Linked DNA regions of Homo sapiens: region 1 is linked to region 2. A link is a loop called in an ENCODE intact Hi-C map of the cell type or tissue named here. Cell type or tissue: lower leg skin. All regions are shown on one strand. Links, peaks and the distances in the headings refer to the core of each region. The heading gives the core; the rest is flanking DNA. Region 1 has its middle 11 kb from the start of GJB5. Region 2 overlaps CSMD2 (CUB and Sushi multiple domains 2).

Region 1 (10,317 bases), core at 967-8,966, 1.1 Mb after region 2:
CTAGGAATCCTTCAGCCAATCCCCACTGAGGACACTGAGGGCCGGGAAAGGGGTGATACAACCCGGAGTCACACCAGAAACAATGAACCAAAACCCTGAAAAATCCACAGAAGGCTTGAGAAGCTGACGCCACAGAACTCCCGGGAGACAAGCATCTCCACCCCATGGGTGGAGCAGTCAGAAAGGCTTCCTGGAGCAGGTGGCAGCACCTGACCTTTGAGCAGAAGGGCAAAAAGTCCCACATGGGTCAAACCTAGGTCAGAAAAGAGGAGGCATTGCTTCTAAAGTCGCCACCACTTGGGGTTCACAGGGTGTCCACACGGGGTGAACACTCCCAGCAGGGCCAACTTCCAACAATTAAGGGTTTACAATTCACCCGCAAATGTCCTGAAAACTGAGGGGTACAAGTTGGCACCAGCACACCCTAGAGCTCCCCCCGGCTGCTCGGTGCTCACGCACTGCGAATCTCCACCAGCCTCTCTGTCCTCCAGTCAGTCTGTCTGTCTGTCGTTGGGTCAGCCTACCACTCTGTTTCCCGAGGTCATTCTCTGAGCTGGGGTGAGGGGCCAGGAAGATGTCACTCTCTCTGTCCCTTAGGTGTCTCCTCCCTGGGTCTATACTGGGGTCCTTGTCTCCCCCAGCTCTGCTGATGTGTGTCCGGGTCTCTCGCCTCCTCGGTGCCTCCTCTGACTAGAGGGTGTCTGTGGGTTGCTTGACGGCCCGCCTTTCCTCTGGGCCTGCTGCTCTCTGGCTCTGGGTATGTGTGGGCCGAGGTGGTGTGTAGCTGACTTCTCTGTGGGCCTCTAAGTCAGTGGTTCTCAAAGTGTAGTCCAGGGGGCCAGTAGTGTCACCTGGGAATTTGTCAGAAGTGCACATTCCCAGCCCCACCCTAGACCTACCAAATCGGATGCCCTGGGGTTGGGGACCTGGCAATCTGTATTTTAACACCCCTCCCCCAACCCCCGGGGCTTCTGGTGCAGCTCAAGTTTAAGCACCAAGTCAATCTCTTTCTGGATCTTCCTTGCGGGGAAGGAGGGGTGTTCCTCGCTCTAGGCCTGGCTTGTCCGCCCCTTCGTCATTCTCCCAGTAGGTCTGCATCTGTCTGTCACCCCCAAAGCCACTGGACAGAAAGCAGCTGCATCCCAGTGGGCACTTGGCTCATGCCCTGCGCCTGATAGCTGGGACCCAGACAAAGAGCAAACAAGCCAGGCAGAGGAGAAAAGCCCAGTGAGAGGCACAAAGGCAGCTTGTGGACTGACCACAAAGCCTGGGGCAGACTGTGGTGGATTAATCGGGAAACAGGAACCTCTTCCTCTGCTGGAGACAATCACAAGGCTGTGTTCAGATCACCTCTGGCAGGGATTCTCCTGGCTGCACACGGAATCACCTGGGGCTCTGTCAAAGCATCCTAGATGCTGGGGATGCACTCCCAGAGACTCTGCTTCAGATAGTTGAGCTGAAGCCCAGACATCAGTATTTTTTAAAACACTACCCAGGTGATCTGAACGTACAGAGAACAGATACCTAATGGAACCATCACAACCCCCTTCAAGATGGTGATCAGGATTCTCCTTGTGCCAATGGAACAAATGAGGCTCAGAGAGGGAAAGACTTGACCAAAGTCACATCACTAAAAATGGCAGAGCTGGGATTTGAACCCGGATCTGTCAGGCTCCAGGCCCACATCTTTGACTCCACCTCGAGCTGTACATTTTGCACATAATAGTGTCATTCTCCACGGCCCGTTCGCTGCTGGTCTCCCTGGATGGCCGTGGGTTGCCCCTTCAGCCAACCCAATGACATCCCCCCCACCTACTTTCCCACCTCCCCGGTACTCTCCAGCCGTGATGCCCGCGGCCTGGGACAGCCAGCCCCTCTGAAGTGGCTGACCTGTTACAGCACCCCCACTCTCTCACTCTTCCGAAAGGATTTTTGTTATTTCGTTACCAGGAAGGTTTCCTTCCTGATACCCCCTAGAAAGCCTCCCTGCATCCCCACTCCTCCACAAAAACACTCTTCTCCTCCAGGCCCCTGCCCCTGGAGTCTGGCCAGACGACTTCTCGGTATATAAAGCAGGCGTTTGCTTTCTCTCCAAGTGCAGTCAGCGCCCAGGCTCTAGAGCCACAGCGCCAACAACAGCGCAATTGCCTAACAGCAGTTTCTCAGCCTCTCCCATGGAGGTGCCCTAACCCACAGGAGTGACCTCATCCCTGCAGGAGCCTGCACTGCAGGTCAGTCTGGCCCCTCTTAAGCTCAAAATGTCTTTGAAGCCTCCTATTTTCTCTTTAAAAGTCAAGTGAACTTTTTGTTGTACTCCATAATGTGTCAGGGTTTGTTTCAATGCCTATTGATTGAATTTTGACAAGGAACATGTATTACTTTTGTAATGTAAAATATTCTATTAATAAGTAAATAGAATGCTTCTAATTCCTTGCCATCAAGTAAAATTGATGATCCAGAGACATGCCAGGTTTACTCTGTGGCTTTATGAATTCCCAACACATAGGGCATCCCCAGGGGCATCCATAATGCGTTTATTCTTTCTTTCCTTCACCCATTCAACAAATATTTTTAGAGTGCCTGCAGTATCCCAGGCCTGGGGCTAGAGCCTGGGACTATAATCATGAGTAAAACAGACATGCTTCCGGTCTCCAGGGAGCTTCCAGTCTATTCAGGGGGTCAAGATGTTAACACACACACACACACACACACACACACACACACTCTCTCTCTCTCTCTCTCTCTCTCTCTCCAAGTAAAAGTATAATAAGCTGTAATAAATACACTGCAGGAAAAGCAAAGGACGCTCTGAGCAAGAATAATGGGTGCACTAAAATTGTTTCCAAGGAAGTGACATTTAAACTGAGACATCAAGATGACTAGGAGTTGGCCAGGTAAAAGGGAGCAGTGAGAGAATGCTGCAGATGCCAGGAACAGCCGGTGGGAAGGGGAAGAGGGGCACAAGCCCAAACCTTCCTGGCGGCTCAGGGATGAGTCCTTCACCATCTGCAGCAAGAGTTTTGAGGAGCAGTCCCCCTTATGAACCCTGGGAGGCAGCCAGGCCCTCTGCTAGACCCAGCCCAACTATAGTCTCTGGGCCAAACCTTCCTGGCGGCTCAGGGATGAGTCCTTCACCACCTACAGCAAAGGTTTAGAGGAGCAGTCCACCTTAGGATCCCTGGGAGGCAGCGAGGCCCTCTGCTAGACCCAGCCCAACTGTAGTCTCTGGGCACAAGTTCAACTGTGATCACACAGCCAGCTTCCAGCTCAGTACCAACCTGGAGGACCTGGAGGACCTGGAGGACCTGGAGCCAGGTGGGGTGAAGGCCAGCAGGCAGCAGGCACAAAGGCTGGCGAGGCCTGTGGATTCAGCCCCAAGTTGGAAAGTGTAGGACTCCAGTCAACTCCAGGTCAGGGCCAAGACCAGGCCAATCCTCTAGGGCTTCCTCACACTGTCCCTGATGTCTGATGACAGCACCTTTGGAGCACATGGCATGAGAGAACAGCCTTTAGGAATTAGAGGGCCAGCTGCCCTTCTGAGCCCAGCTCTGGTCAGAGACTCCACCACGGTCAAGTCCAACACCTCACTTTGTGCTCAGTTGTGGGTCCCTGGCCCCTGTTCCTGACTCACTTTCTAGCAAGCCAGTCCATCTAGGGTGGAGGGCTGCTCCCCTTCTACCTGCTGTCACCCCCGTGAAGGGAATCCTAGCCTTGAACCCAGGCCTATCTGGGCTGGGGGCCCTGTGTCCTGAACCCTCTGCCACCACTGCAATAGTGTGCTCATTCTGGGGTTCAGCACTGCCCCCCTGCACTCAGCCCAGCTCTCCCCATGTCCCAGCGAGGGGGTACCCACCATCCACCTCATTGTCTCACTGGTTCTTCTCTGACCCCTCTCCCACCTGAGCCTTGAAGCAGCTTCTTGTCTGGGCTTTCTGCTTCCCGATAGCCAGAGGTATCTTTCTGCAAACACAAATCAGGGACTTCAGTGAACTTTCCATGGCTCTTAGGGTAAAGTCCAACTCCTTCATTGAAGTCGACAAGTTCCAGGCCCCCATTCCACCGCCACCTCTCTGCTTTCATCTTCTGGGAAGATTTGTAAAGGAGGAAAGGACACTAGGAGAAGGCTCAGGGGAGAGTGGAAGGAACAATTCAGAAGGAGCACAGACTGGAACACCCCAAACTTGTGACCTCCACCCCACCCAGCAGCTTCTGCCCCTACAGGAGCAGGAGCTGGTCGCTGGTGGCTGGTCGCTGGCAGCACAGAACGGCTCTGAGGGCGGAGGCTGCAGGAGCCCGGGCGCTGCCGCCAAGCCTGGGCCTCTGCTGCCCCCCAGCGGCTGAATGGAGCAGCCCGGGCAGGTGAGCTAGTCTTGCAGCGACCAGCAGCCAAGTGTGTCTCCCCAGGACTCAGCAATCCCCTAACACCTCGGCAAGTGAGCAAAGTCCACAGTCAAGGGTGTGGCCAAAAGCAAAGTCCTCCGTTCAGCGGTCAGCATCAGCGTCCAGCCTAATGGGTCCTGAACACACTCCTGTTAGGCATCTGCCATAATGCATTGTAATTTTCCTGTTGCTACATGTGTAGCAACTAGACCCCACTAGATCCTATAATCTGGGGTCTGCGCTCACAAGGTAATTCCATGCCTTCTGGTCATCCAGCCTCTCCAGGCTTCTCACTCCCTTACTGCTCTACTCTGCTCTTCCCTGCCAAACCTCCTTCCCAATCCCCTGAGCCTCGGAAACCATCCCAGGCCAACAAACCCCAAGCGGAGAGCTTCAGCCTCTCCACACACTCCCCTTCCACCACCAGTTTGAAGTGACTGCAGGTTCTCCCACCACCACCACCAAAGCTCATTCATTCACTCATTCCTGCATTCACCAAATACTTACTGAGAGCCTCATGGGTGCTGGGCTTTACGCTAGACCCTAGAACAAAGGCAGAGAACAGACTGATGAGGTCCGCTCCCACAAAGGAGCTTACCTTCCAGCTGGGGCAGACAAACAATTTGAATCAATGAACAAGGTAATCTCCGATGGCGATAAGTTGAGTGATGTGTTATAGGGGACTTGGAGGGTGGCAACAAGAGTCAAAGTTAGGTGACCTAGGGAAGGCCTGTCTGAAGCCAAGTATAATGGTTTTTGAATATGTCCGTCCACTGCCTTCAAAAAGTGGAGACTAATTTCCCTTCCCCTACATCCCTTATGTGCAAGCTGTATTTAATGACTCACAAGAAGAATGTGGCAGAAGTAATGATATTTGACCATGGATGACTTCCAAGATACGGCATAAAAGGATTCCGCCCTACTTTCCCCTCTCTCACTCTAGGGGAAGCAGCTGTCATATCATGAGGACACTCAAGTCAACCCATTGAGAGGCCCACAGCGGGGAACTGAGGCCTTCTGCCAGCAACCATGTGAGTGCACCATCATGGAAATGGACCATCCAGCCTCGGTCAAGCCTTCAGGTGACTGCAGCCACTTGAGTGACCCCGAGCCAGAACTAGCTGGCTAAGCCACTCAGGGCCAATTTGTCCGCTAAACACAGGAGGCACCATGCCTTGGGCCCACAAGACATTTAGGACCAGTGAAAATGTTTTTCACTTCTTTTAAAATTAGGAGAAAGAAGGAACTTTTAGGTCAAAGAAAATGTTTTTAATATATAACATTAATATATTTATCTTTATACCAACACAATCATGAAATGTGATTTTTCAAATATTCTTTGAAAAGGGAAGAGGCCATAAAAGGCAAAAGTGCCTAGGTCCCATAAACATCATCATGTGGTCCTGAAGCTGCTCCAGAATTCCTGACCAACAGAAACTTGGAGATAATAAATACTTGTGATTGTAAGCTATTAAATTTGGGGGTGATTTGTTATAGCTTTGTATCCTGGCTTTGTGAATATTTTAGGGCGGAGCATAAGCACTGCAGACAGGGAAGAGCAGGTGCAAAGAAGTCATCTTGACATGCTCAAAATGAACAGAAAAAGAGTTATTTAACTACTTTAAGCCTTCATCTTCTTGCCTGGAAGATGGGCCGATGATCATCACACCTCATTGTGTAGCTGTTGGGATTAAATGAACCGTATCTGGCACAAAGTAAGCACTCTGTCCCGTGCTGGTGTCCCCTCTCTCCAGCAGGTGCGGGGTCCCAAGGAGGTTGTGTTCTGGTTGTCAGCAGACTCCGGAAGCTTCTGACGCAGGCCTCTTCATTCTCATCTATCTTCATTTGCATTAATAGCACATAGGTAGCACTTGCCATGAGCTAGAGATGTTTCTAGGAGCTTTGTAGGTGTGCACATGTGCAACGTCTTATTGTTTGCTAGGATAACTCAGCCTCCTCTTGGCCTTTCTTCCCCATCCCACGTCTTGCCTGGGCCCCATACCTGAAGGCCTGAGCCATCCTAGCACCAGAGCCCTCAGGCTTCTTGGGCCTGTGATCTGCACCAGTGTGCCCAGCAGCTGGAGGTGGGTGGCGGGGGTTGGGGGTACAGAGAGACTTCTAGGCAGGATTCTGAGGTGGGAGAAGTAGGTGTTCCACAGAGCAGGATTGGAGGAGCTCAGGCTTTGCAGCTCTGCCCACAAGATCTGCCTTCCTTTCCCAGCACCCACTCGCTCATTCACCCAGATGCTGTCAGAATCTTCTGTAATCCTGGAAGATTCCTGATTGAGAGGCAAAGTCCTTACTTTCCCCCTAAAAGCCTATCATTTGCACACACATTTACCTGTGTTCTGCTGAGGTAGGGAAGAGCCCTCCCTCACCACTGTCAGGGCATAAGAGACAAAGCAAGGCCATAGCCCAAGGGCTCAGGCACGGCAGTTGGGGACAGAGGGGGCATTACTTCTCCACGTGCACGCACACACGTGCACACACACACACAGACACACAACTTGAAGCCTGAAGCCTGAACTCTCCCCTTCCTTAGGAAGTCTTTTACCCAGATTCACAGACAGGTTAGGAGCATCAGGATGAGCAGTCCCTGGGCTGGCTGGGTGTAGGAGGTGTGTCCATCACTCCCTGCCCTACTCACTGCCCCTGCCAAGTAGACACACTGTGATCTATGATGGCAGCAATAATAATGGCAAAAAGCGGTGGTAGCAGACTGCGTCCTCTGGGCCGGGGCTCTGCATGCATTCATTCACACAGCATCATGTATTCAGTCTTCACATGGGGAAGATAGCACTGTTACCTCCAAGGATGAGTCAAGAGCACAGAAAAGTGAAGTCACTTGCCCAGGGTCACACAGGGAGAAAGTGGAATTTAAATCTAAGCAATCCATCTGCAGAGCCGGGGCTCATGGCACTGAACCATACTGTCCTACTTGTCTTGCCCATCCAGGTCACAGACACCTGGACCCAAGGGCGGCCAATCCTCAGGAGGAGGAGCTGGGCCAATCAGTCACTCCTTCAGCTAGACTGGGAGCAGCGAGCGCAGGGGCCAGGAAGAGAAGCTGAGCTTCACCATGGAGTAGAGCAGACAGAATAGCCTTGGGGACCAGGTGTAAGAGAGGACAGAGCAACCATGCAGAGAAGAGCCAAGCCGAGATGCCCAAGAAGCTCCTGGGAGATGGGCCAGAGCCCCTCTCAGTCCTGCTGGCTCCCAAGCTGCAGGCTGCCAGAAACCTGCTGGTCCAGTGGCTCCTGCCCTGAGAGACATAGAAGTCCTGCCATACCTACAGTGTGTCCCCTTCATGGGGCAAGCTTTAAAAGGTCTCCCATCCTGGCTATCAGAAGGGTTCTGGTCAGAACATACTGTGTGACCTTGGGCAAGTTACTTAACCTCTCTGTGCCTCAGACTCCTCCAGGAGATGGGATTTTGTGAGAATTCAAACTGACGCTGTATATGAAGCAGCTTAGGAGACTACCAGCACATAACAGATGTGAAGTAAGTTGTAGATATTTCCGGTGCTTACCCCTGGCATCCTCACCCTCCTAGTGGATTGAATCTTAAGTGCGCACAGCGTAGACTCAGGTTGAGGCCCTGGTGACATGGCCAGTGGGGACCTAAGTGAATGATACTGACCCGAATGGCTTAACTCGAGTGCCACGGGGCCCTCGTATGCCTGAGCTAAATGAGAACACTGTCGTGGGGGCCTGCATCAATATTCTGCACCCCAGTTCCCCTCTGGGGCCTGGCCTCTCCCCTCATTAGCCCCCTTCCCTGCCCCCAACCAACAGCTGGAATCTGCTGTTGGTTGTGGGGTTTTTATAATAAACTTTTTATTTTGGAAGAATCTAAAAACTACAAAGATAGTACAAATAGCTCCTGTATACTGATAACATCTCACATAGCCGTGGCACATCTATAGAACTAAGAGACTACCATTGGCACAGTAACTATAAACCAAACTCCAGGTGAATCCGGAAGCATGCTAGAGAGGCATACTGCTGGGGGTGCGGAGGGGCGGGACGCAGAGGCGCCCTTAGTTCCAACAGACGAGGGAGGGGCCCCATGCCAGCTGACTGGAAGGATCCGTCACACCTGCTCCCTTTTCCTCCCTCACATCTACGAAAGTCACTGCTCTTCCCTAGGTCTCCACCTTCACTCAGACCGGAAGCAGCTCTGATGCAGGGTTTGTGTGCTGAAGTCCTGTTTCCAGGGGCCTTCTCAGTGAGGGAGAAGGTCCACCATATGTAACAAATCTGCATATTGTGCACATGTACCCTAAAACTTAAAGTATAATTAAAAAAAAAAAAGAGCATGCTCTCTGGACACAGACAAACAGAGGCCAAATCCCAGCTTTGCTGCTGTGTGACTCTGAGCAGGTGACTTAACCTCTCTGAACTTCAACTTCCCTGCTCTTTCCCTCCATCTCTGCTTCAGACCCTGCATCTTGGGCTTTCTGTCAGACACAGTCTTCCCATGTCTAGTTTCTCTCTCCTCAGCCTCTCTCAGCCTTGGTGCTCCCCCACCCCAAACCCCTTGGAGTCCCATTAATTTTGAGAGGCTGTCTGTATGGGTTGCCGCCTGGCCCAGTCCTGGGGCTCGGAGAGCTGTGTAATTATCCACTTGGAGCTGAGGGGAAGCGATAACCAGTTCTCCCTCCCTTCTTCCCTGCCTGCCTCGCTATTCCGTTTCGCTCAAACATCCCCAGGGAAGCCGATTACGGAGGGGCCCGCTGGGTGAGGAGGGTGGGATCCTCATTACCTTGTGGAAGGTCAGAGAGACTGAATGGCGGGGGCATCCCTCCAACCTCCACCAAGCACTAAGGCCACAGTTGGTCTGGACACCCCAGGCCTGGCCCCTTTTGTCTGTCCTGGGCATCACGGCTTACTCTCTGGATCATTATCTCCAGCTAGGAGCGTCCTCCCGTGCTCCAGACTTGTTCAGCCAACTCTCCCCAGACATCTCCCTCCAACTGAACACCTCCAAACTGGATGCGCCATCTCCCCCTCCCAGACCTGCTTCCCCCAACCTCTCTCTCCTCCCCTTTCCTGCCCCTCCCCAACCCTGATCTCCTGAAGCGCCACCCACTGAGGCTGTCCAGCAAGGCACCTGAACAGCATTTCCATCTCCTCCCTTTGCCTCATTCCCCTTGGCTAATCAGACACCAGGTCCCCAAAATATCTCCAGCCACAATCCTCTATTCCTCAGACCACCAGGCCCAGGCTCCAGGTGCTAAAAGTGACCTGGGAGTGGACCCCTTCACCTGGACACCCTGAGGTCCCTTCACACTGGCAATGGCCTGGTCTGACAACGTCATCTCCCCACCCTCAAGTTCTCCTGCCTCTACCTGTGGCACCCCCACCCTTCCTAATCACTGATACCAAACCTGTCTCCCTCCTCACTCTCCTCCCACAGACAGCCAGACAGTCTCCATACTGTGGTAAGAGAATAGACTCTGGGGTCAACAAGAACTGAGCCACAACCCCAGCTCCATCAATCCCTAACTATGTGGTCTGGAGCAAATCACGTTATCTCTGACTCTCAGTTTTATCATCTATAAAATGGAACTAAGTGGGCTTTGCAGGGCTATTGGGAAGATGAGTTGACAGTGTCCAGGATTACCATCCTAATGACTACAAGGTAGGGCCAGCTGCTTGTCAACTCCAGCTCTTGATGCTACAGGGAATATAGACCCCATGCTGCCAGATCCTCTAGAACTTCCCCCAAAATATGTTTTCATATGGAACCTCCAGATTTTGATATGTTGGTAATTAATTGAAATGTTTCTTTAGAACCGTGAAGGCCAAACAAAACATTTGCCTCCAGGTCACCAGTTTGCACTCTCTGATGTATGTGAGGAGTTGGGCCCAGTGAATGCTACATAACAGAGAGTCAATAAACATTAATTCCCTTCCCTTCTCTGCCCTTCTTATT
Region 2 (10,317 bases), core at 1,434-9,433:
TTCTGGGGAAGCGCAGGGAGAACATGGGTGGAGGCAGCAGCATGGCCACTCTGCCTGCTGCCCCCCTGCAGCCTCAGGGACCCCTGAGAAGCGCTGCTGACCCCAGACCCCATTCTCAGGACGAAGCAGGGATTACAGAGAACCAGGCTCTATCTCCACTACAGTGAGGGCTAGAGTTGGGACCCACAACGGAACTACTGGGAGGTCCACCTGTACTTCCAGGAAGCTCATGTGATGCCACCAATATGGGAGCAGAGAGCTTTTGCAAGGCAGGCTTAGATGTGTATGTGACCCAGAAGGCTGAGCCTGGCTAGGAGTCATTGTCCCAGCTAACAGTTATTGCCCCCAGCTAACATGTAGCTGCCAAAGCAGAAAGAAACTCATGAAGGCAAAGCATCCCTTTGATATCACTGCCATCTCCAACTCCTCCTCCAGATGGATGTGAGCAGAGTGAAACTCAACTTTTCTATTTGGCCTGACAGATGTGGATAACGACCCTAGTGAGCTCTCACAGAACCCATGTCAACTGCAGCCCTGAAGGCACACGGGCCTCCATCTTCAAGGGAGAGCAAATAGTAAAATCACTGGACATAAGAAAAAATGTTAAAGTTTTGAGGAAGGAGATCACTCTAAGAAGTCAAAGCAAATACTTTATGTGAACCACAACAAAGAACAGGCAAAACTCTCAGCAGATGTTCAGTCATGGTTGTCATGAGATTAAATCTAGCATTGCATCTGTGAAGTCAGAGGAAGAAGGATCTGAGATCAATAAAGGCTGCAAAGAGATGAGAAATGCTAGTGCAAGCAGCTGGATTCCACAAAAACTGAACAGTGAAGTCGAGATGAAATTTGGGAAATTCTCTCAGAATCCACAGAAAAAGGATAAAGAGATTAAAATAACGAGAGAAATGACAAGTGACGTGAAAGATGAAAAAAAAATCCATATGCATGTATCAGGAATTTCAGAAAGAGAAGACAGAGAAATTGAAGGAGAAAAAAAATCATTTAAGGCAGGGTGAAGTAGCTCACATCTGTGATCCCAACACTTTGGGAGGCTGAGGCGGGCGGATCACCTGAGGTCAGGAGTTTGTGACCAGCCTGACCAACATGGTGAAAATCCATCTCTACTAAACATACAAAAATTAGCCGGGTATGGTGGAGCACACCTGGAGTCTCAGCTACTCGGAAGGCTGAGGCAGGAGAATCTCTTGAGCCTGGGAGGCAGAGGTTGCAGTGAGCTGAGATTGCACCACTACACTCCAGCCTGGGTGACAGAGTGAGACTCTGTCTCAAAAAAAAAAAAAAAAAAAATCATTTAAGAAAGAAGACACTTTTCCTAAGATGTGAGGTACAGATTGAAATATTTGCCAAGTGCAAGGTAGAATTAGTGAGAAGAGACCTCCACCACAACACCTCCCAGTGGGCTTTTTAATTAACAACAACAAAAAAAGAAAATCACATAGACAGAAAAGCACAGGTTACTTACAAGGACAAAGAATCACGTTGGACCCCAATTTGTCTGTAACAGTAAATGTTGGAATAGAGTGGAATAATTACTGCAGTTTTGAAAGATAAAGTTTGACCCGTAATTTGATTTACAATCAAGGTGTCATTTATATCCCATGTCAAAAGGAAAGCATTCTCATATATGCATGGTACAGAAAGTACTGCAGTTATAAGCCCTACTGAAAAAAAAAAAAACAAAACCCAAAACTAAAGTAGGGAATTCAGACACCAGCAGGGATAAATACAACCAGAAAAGTATAATAACTATTGTCAATGAGCTAACAAAACAAAATGCAAATGCAAATTCAAAAATTTGCTCTTGGGGAAGAAGTCCACAATTTAAAAAATAACTACTATAACATTAATATAAAAGTCCAAATATATCAAGAAAAACTTGAAAATTAGAGATGGGTCAGGTATGTATGGAAAAGCGAGGAAGCAAAATCAAAACAACACAAACAAAAGCGCAGAAAGAACAACACAAGATGACAGATATCAGACCAAATAATTCACTTGTAAAATAAATGAGTCAACTTCCTCTTAAAAGAGAAAGACTTGGAGAAAATGAGAGAAGATATGTCAGGAAAACAGATGCAAAAATTGCTAGATATACAAGAAGACAACAAAATATCATAACTGTAATGGGAAATACTTTCATGCAACATTCACAATCATTGATACATCAAATAGAAAAACAAAATGAAGACTGTTGAGTAGCGGTCCTTAAGCTTTTTCTCCCCCAACGCAACTCAGGGACAGGGACATAGTGCACTCCCATCAGTACCAATGGCTTGTTATCAGTGTTTCTCCAAATGAGGAATAAGGGACTCTCTGAATATACTGATATTGATATCTACAGGTTTTTTTTTTTTCTTTTGAGACGGAGTCTCTCTCTGTCGCCCAGGCTGGAGTGCAATGGCGCGATCTTGGCTTACTGCTACCTCCACCTCCCGGGTTCAAGTGATTCTCCTGCCTCAGCCTCCCGAGTGGCTGGGATTACAGGCACCCACGACCATGCCCAGTGAATTTTTGTATTTTTAGTAGAGATGGGGTTTCACTGTAATCCCAGCACTTTGGGAGGCTGAGGCAGGTAGATCACTTGAGGTCAGGAGTTTTATATCTACAGGTCTTATACATCTTTCTCTCTTTCTCTCTCACTCTCTCATCTTCCTCCCCCATCTTCTTCCTTCCTTCCTTCCTTCCTTCCTTGCTTCCTTCCTTCCTTACTTCCTGTTTCTATTGGTCCTATACACCTATATCTACATCCATATTTACATCTATAGGTCTTAAATGTAGACCTCTCTATAGCTCTTTACTTGAAAATCCTTACTATAACTCTAAATCTATAGCTATACATTATCTATCTATCTGTTTTGAAAAGGCATCCTACTCCAGGAGTTCCTGATTTACACTCTTGGTTGGGTGTGTATGTGTGAGGTGGTGGTTACAAAAAATTCATTTGGTTGAGAATCACTGATACAATAGATCTGAATAACAAAATTGAGTAAGATTGATTTAATGGCAATTACAAAACTCATTTACTCCTAACACTAACTTTAGGAGGTAGGACTCTTTTTCTTTGCATTTTACAGAGGAGAAAACTGAAGCTCAGAGAGGTCAAGTATTGTGCCTTAAGTCACCTAGAAAACAAATAGGAGAGCTAAGAAAAGAGTGTGATTGTAGAGCCTGAGCTCATTCGTCTTGCTTCTCTACCTTACAGAGAACACACATCCTTCTTAAATATTTAGAAAACTAAAAAAAAAGGTCCTTGGCTACTGAAGGGACTTCAATTAATCCCCAAAGAAGAAATGGTACAGGCCACATTCTTTCACTACATGGAAATAAAAATATAAATTAACACAAAAGTTTAATGCAATAAGAACAAAATCCATATTCTTAGGGGAAAAGAAAAGACATTCTTAGCCAACACTTGGGCAAAAAGAGTAAACAACACCATGATGAGCTATTTAAAAAGTAATGATGATGAACATAGTACATATCAAAATTTATGGCATGAAGCCAAAACTATGCTTGGAGGTGAATACATCGCTGTAAACATGTTCTTTATTACACAGAGAAAATAATGAACAGAGCTCTCAATTCAAGATGTTAGAACAAGAACAAAATAATCAGAAGAAAAATATGAGGAAGGAAATGATGAAATAAAGGCAGAGATTAATAAAAAAAAGCAACAACAAACTGCAGAATAATTGATAAATTGCAGCAATAAAAATTAAAAAAAACCCACAAAAACACAAAACACCTGGTACAGCCGAGTAAAAAGGGGATGATGAATGCACGATGCAGGATAACAAAGGCAGGAATATCACCACTAATACAAAGCAGGGTAAACATCACCATAGTACATTATATACATTGTGGTACTAAATGTAAATGAAATTATGAAATGGATTTTTTACTAAAAGCTAAAATATCAACATTGATATTAGAGTAATATACCTGAATAGACCAATAACCATGGAAGAAAATAAAAGAAAAGCCACTGAAAAGGAGGAGATAAAATAATGAGACAAATTTATTTGCAGATGATATTACTTCTTGCCTAGAGGAGCCAGGAGAATTAGTTGGCAGTGTAAGCAGTATTATGAAGAGTCTGATGACTTTACAAAGCAAATATGCCAAAAACAACAGTCTTTGAATATACTAGTAAAGACCAGCTAGAAAACATAATGGGGGAAAAAAGACCCATTTACAACAGCAACAAAAATCTCCATGAAATATCTGGGAATAAAGTTAACAAACAATGAATACTGCCTAAATAAAAATTATAGCACCCTCCCAAGGGCTACAGAAGATAAACAAATGGAGAGACATATTGTATTCCTGGATGGGAAGAAGAGTTAATATAAACGTGAGTTCACCCTAATTTAACGTGTAAGTTTTATTAAATCCCAGTCAAGATTCTGATGCAATGTTTTAAACTTAACAAAATATTTCTAAATATAATTTGGAGGCAAAAGTAAGCAACAACAGCCAATAAAAATTCAAAACAAAGAATGGCTCTGGGGACTTATAGTACCATGTATTTAAAATTATTATATAGTAAACACTATTATAGTGTTATAATAATTAAAACTAAAAAAGGAATAAATAGACACTTGGAAGAAATGGATAAAAAGTCTAAGAACAGACCCTTCATAAAAATTTAGTATATGTAAATTTGGCATTTTGAAAATTCTGCTAGGACAACTGATTAACTATATTTGAAAGAATATGGTTAGATTCCCTATATCAAATAATAAATCAAAATAAATTCCAAAGGTATTAAAGCAGTGTGATGAAACTAAGAAGTGAAAGAAAACACAGAGGAATATTTATTTGACCAGCATAAAAGCAAAGGAGAAAACTATATAAGAAAACATTGATAGATTTGATAGCATGGGAAATTTACATATTCTGACATTAAAGCACCCTGAAGAAAATTATATAGCAAAAGACAAGCTGGAGAGGAGGGCTTTTTATAGCATATTATATATATTTATGTAGCTTATAAAATATGGAGCTCTACTCAATAAATAAGAAAATAAGTGCTTGTAGAAAAATCGACACAAATTCACAATAAATTCACAAATAAAAAATGCACAGGCCAATAAACACATTATAAAAATTTAACCTAACTAGTAATAAAACAAGGCAAATTAGAAAATGAGATACCATTTTCACTTTTCAAACTGATGACGCTTTTGTTTTTTTAATTACCTGGTTTTTGTGAGAATAAAACATGCCCTCTTTCTTGTTGGTGATCAAACTGACAAGATCTTTCTAGAGGGATATTTGATAATCTGCATAAAAAGCCTTAAAGATCTCACATATCCTTTAACTTGACAATTCCACTTCTAGATATTCTAAAGTAACAGAAATGTATATAAAGATGTATGTACAATACATTGCATTACTATTCATAAGCACAAAACATTACAATCTAAATGTTCAATAATAGGGAATTCGTTACATAAATTTTAACTAACTGTATGAGAGACTACTATGTAGCACTTAAAAATCCTAGCCTAGAAGAAAAAAAATGACAGAGAAAAGCTCGTAGCGAATATTTCAATAAAATATGTATATTGGTTTGTTGAATAAAATATGTAAACGTCGAAGTAGATACAAAGACTGGAAGGAAATCCACTACATCTTGTCAGTGGCTCTTTCGGGGTAGTCTTTATTTTGATTCTGTATGCAATTATTTTGTTTTGTCACTAAGTTTTCTATAATGAAAATGCAATACATTTATAGTAAGAAAAAAAGTTGCATCTGAATACGAACCAACAGGAGAAGGCTACACCACAAGGGGGCGGTGTAGACACAGTCTGGGTGAGGGCAGCTGCTGAAGGCCCCGCTAGTTGGAGCTCTCACGAGCTGGCTGCTGCGTTGTAGACAAGCACCAGAACACGACAGGCACGCAGAGCCGTAGGGTTCCACCTGCGGCCATGGGGTGCTTCTAGAGCCTCCTTCCTTTAGCCGGACGTGATGCCCCCGGCCCACAACCATCCCCACACTGGCCGAGCCCCGGATACCTGTATGGGAGCCCGAGAGGGAGCTGAGGAGCCGCGAGTGCTGGCTGTGGCCGTCGTGAACCTCCACCACGTCGTTGAGGGCCGTGTGAAAGAAGGCGAACTGGCCAAACACCACTGTGGAGGAGACACAGTGTGGGGACTGGGCAGGCACGCTGGGGGCAGGAGAGGGGATCTAGGGGTCTAGGGGCCCAAGCCAGGAGGAGGGCAGCCCTGGGGAAGTTGTTGGTTCCTGGGCTGTGGCTTGCTGCACTGGTTAGTGCAGTGGCACAGTCTGGCAGTGGCCAGACACCCGGCACAGGGAGGCGGGGAGCTGGGAAGGCCGGGCTGGCCTTCACAAGGGTCAAGACAACATGGAGGGCTGCACCCAAAGGTCAGGCGGGTAGAGGCGAAATGGAGCCAACTTTGTTCCTTTCCCAGATAGCAGCTGCAGCAGCTATCTGGAGGCCATCAGAGGGCTTTGGGTACCATCCCTCATTCTCCATGCGATGTCAGGACCCCACATTCATGCGTCCCAACGTCAGTTAGTCAGTGTCATTGAGTTGAAAACTGTATACAGAGATCTGTAGTCAGTGCTGTGAGCTCCTTATCACTGGAGGGATCCAGGCACAAACTGCATGCCCACCTACCAAGGATTCTGCTCTGGGTAGCAGATCAGATTGGACAGCCTTTCAGGACTTTTCTAACTGCGATCCTGCAGGTCTGAGGCCCCTGCCACCTCAGTATATTGGGGAGTGTGTGTACATGTACATAGGTGTCCTGGTTCTGGGGCAGGAGTGGGTGTACTGATGGCTGGAGCTATGGGTAGAGATGAGACTGGGAATTTATAGAGGACAGAGAACATGTCTCTCTCATCTCTGCAACTCCAGGACCCAGTAAAGTGCGTGGCCCCCAATGGGTGCTTACTAAATGTTTGGCGAACGCCTCAAGCATCAGGCCTTGCTCTGTGCTTGCCCATCCTGTCTTGGGGAATAAGGAGCTGGCTCTCTGCAGGCTGCTCCCTCCGTCCTGCTCCTCCCCTGGGTGGTCGGGACATGTTGATGTCCTTTGCCACATCCAACATCAATTGTGTTTAGATATGGTTGTTAGTCCTCCTACAAAGAGGAGATCCAGGAAGAAAGAAGCCAGCCTGGTCACCTGGTTGCCCTTCATCTTCCTGAATGCCTCCAAGGCTGGCAGGACTCTTGAATGTCCCCACTGCCAACCAGGTAATGAGCCTGGGTTGGTTTTTCTGCCCACATCTCTTGGAATCTGGAAGTTTCTCTGTCTTCCCAGGGCACTGGTCTGCTTTTCACTTTTTTCTTGCTTGTCCTACCTATAGCTTCTGGACCAGGCTTTGGTTCTCAGATGGGACACCAGAATGATGTGGCTCCTGGTCTCCCTCACCTGCACTTTCAAGCCCAGCTCCATCCCATTCCTCTCCTCCCTCCTGCTCCTTGGCCACTCACCCTGGGTTCCTAACAGGTCTAGATCTGCGGCACCTCCCTTAGGACTTGGGCCATACTGGGTAGTCCCCTGGGGCACCTTGCCTTCCCTCTGTCTTGGCCAGTTTCTCACCAACTCTGTCCCCTTGGTTCTGGCGGGGCTCACTTGTGCCCTTCTGCCCTCTTGTGTCCGGAATGTATTCTGCAGCCCGTTTGAGAAACGTCAGCACTCGGCCGTCCTTTTGGGGAGACTGTTCTGCGATTCCCACAATGGGGCTGTATATAATTGGGAGGCGTCTGAGGAATTGCTCATTTTGGAATGAGGGTGAGGAGTCAGAAAACATATGAACAACAACAACCAAAACCCATACCATAGTCCTTGGGCACAGTAACAAAATACAAGCAGATCTGTCCACTGGTGTAGTTCTGGGGGTAGTTGGGGGACAAGACCACTCCGTCCGAACCCACATACTGTCCCCCACAGGGGGCTGAAAGAGAAACCAGATAGAGAGTCAGGTGACCTTGTGGGCCTCTTACCAGTGACCATCCTCTGTTCTGCCCCAGCCTGAGCTTCTGGCCCCAGTAGGGCTGCCCTGAGGTGGGCAGGCCCTAGCTTGGAGAAGGCAAGTCCTGCGGACCCTGCCCTGCCCAAGAACGTGCACCCCTGGCCTGGCATGTAGCCTGAAACTTGCCCTGAAGCTACCGAGGGCCCTCTTGGGCAGGTGTCAGTTCTTGCCCTCTACCTATTAACCCTGGCATTGGTCCCTGAAGTCACAGCCTTAGGGAGCACATTAGGAACCTCTTCTGCTTACACGTGGAGCCTAGAAATGATCTGCTGCCCTGGCTGACATCTAACCTGGACAGTGAGTGTCAGTGTGAATAGGGAGCTGAAGCTTCCCCGGACTAACCCCATGGGGAGTGGCCAGCCCATGTGACCCAGCCACCTTCTGTTCCTCTCCAAGGTGCCCAATTTCCACAAGGGGCGGGTCTGAGCCTGCCTCTCTTACCATGACAAAGGGGGTATGCTTGGCTTTTCAATGGGTGGTCACCAAGCTCTTAAAGCCCTGATACTCATTCCTATCTCTCTTGTCAGGACCCCCATGGCTCACCCAGACCCACCTGGAATCAGCACACCCTGCGGGCCTTACTTCAACATATCTGATCTCTCAGTGATTTTCCCTAGGCCTAGGAACTAGTCCAGGAGCCACCTTTAAATGACTTCTCCCTGGTGTGAGCTCCCTGATGTGGCATGTCTGGGGGCCTCTGTTGAGGGCATGAGCATCTATGTGAATGGGGGTAGGGACACCATGGGTTCTGAGATGATACCTTGAAAGGAACTGCACACCTAGTGAATTATAAGCCACTTCTATACACATCCACGGCAAACCCAGGTTTGCCAGGCTTGGAGGAGCCGGGCTTGAGGACCTTGCCCCCCTCCCTTCCCCAGCCCACAGCACCCTCTGCCCCTGGCATGCCCTCAGTTCCTCAGACCCCTGCCATCCCCAGGCTTCCACCACCTGTGCAGACTGGCCGGGGATTGTTCCACACGGGCTTCCCATCAGGCCCCAGGATGCAGCTCAGGGTCGAGGTGCCCTCAACTTCGTAGCCCCCGTGGCAGTAGTAGGTGACGGAGGAGCCCAGCTTCAGGTCGGACCCCACCCGTGTGCCGTTCTTGATGGAACCAGGATCAAAACATGACTCCCGCGGGTTTTCTGGGAAAAAGAAATACAAACACGTGCACACACACAGAGGGCTCATGAGGAGGCTATTCTTGGGCTCCAGTGCCCATGAGGAGAACCCGACTTTAATTAGCCACAGAGCACACGGGGATGCGTGACTGTGGCTCCTATTCCCCTCAGGTCTAGAAACGTCTCTAAATTTGGGTAGAAATTGAAGGATGGAAATCACATTGAAGAGGGCAATTTCCCCTCCTCCCCCCATGTTCTTGCCTTGACCCACAGAGGAAGGAGGCCCAGCAAAATCGCTGAGGCCCTCTCTCATCCCCTGCTTGCTCCTCCCCAAGGGAAACATGTGTTTCTCTGGCTGGTGGGGGCTGACAGTCCCTGGACCACATCTCAGCTGCCGGCAGGGTCACTGTGGTAAAGGTCAGTGCTTAGGTACAGCCCATCACTTTACTCATCTTTGACCCCCCACACTCAGCAGCCTCCTGGCCTTTTGTGTTCACCTGAGAAGCAGGGCAGACAGTCTGCTTTTGGAGATGCTCTTTCTCTTCCTCTCTCTTCTGCCCCATCTGTACCACTGGCTGGGGAGTAGAGCTGGCATCTGTTCTGCAGGCCCAGTCATACCCATCTGTTGCAGGTTCTTCTGAGTGCATGGGTACCAATACTTAGATTCAGGGAGGAAGTACAAAACTCACTTCCACCTCTGGGTTGGGTTACCCGACCGGTGGGATAAGTTGATGTCTCCAGTGCAGTTTTCCAGGGCTCTGCACTGGGTATTGGGTGCTTGCCAGTTTATGAAAACCACAGTATTTTTTTCATGTGGCTATTGACCCTTACATGTCTTCCCTATCAGTCATACAGTTTATGAATAAACAGTCCTCTACTCTGTCGCTCTGCATCAAACAAGACCACTCTTGACATTGCCTGTGGCTTGAGAGTACTAGTCCAAGTCCCAAATCTCTGGAGTAGGACACTCTCCAGCATCCCTCACCATCAGCTGGAAATCCTGAGCAGCAACTGGGAGCCCATGCTCACGCTTCTATGCATGATTACCTTTCCTCCGTCCTCCTTGTTCTAAGATAACTGATGGTCAAGAGGGTTGTCACCAGGGCTGGGCAGTAACAGGATACAGCTGAGGCCAGTCAGTACCAGGGAGATGCAACTGAGTAT

Evidence for each region. A loop is a pair of places that touch in the nucleus more often than their neighbours do. Peaks named below come from ENCODE experiments on the same cell type or tissue, not always from the same donor. Only the 100,000 strongest peaks of a DNase experiment are listed, where the experiment ranks them.
Region 1: a loop joins it to region 2, with 10 times the contacts of the local background. A loop is called at or near these places in 72 of 110 quality-filtered maps.

The regions. Positions count from the first base shown.
Region 1 is chr1:34,738,527-34,748,843 of GRCh38, forward strand. No RefSeq gene overlaps it. Among named protein-coding and RNA genes, the nearest start is that of GJB5, 11 kb to the right of the region's middle. In lower leg skin, for the core only: a CTCF peak has its summit at 4,348 (motif pointing left); DNase peaks (open chromatin) are centred at 4,333 and 7,315.
Region 2 is chr1:33,627,378-33,637,694 of GRCh38, forward strand. It overlaps CSMD2 (CUB and Sushi multiple domains 2), which reads right to left. Exons shown (of 71, transcript NM_001281956.2): 30 at 8,983-9,177; 31 at 7,837-7,953; 32 at 6,045-6,158. Among named protein-coding and RNA genes, the nearest start is that of ZSCAN20, 160 kb to the left of the region's middle. RefSeq lists enhancers at 6,158-6,664, 7,632-8,563, 8,564-9,494 and a silencer at 9,457-9,627. In lower leg skin, for the core only: a CTCF peak has its summit at 5,781 (motif pointing right); DNase peaks (open chromatin) are centred at 5,844, 6,954 and 7,634.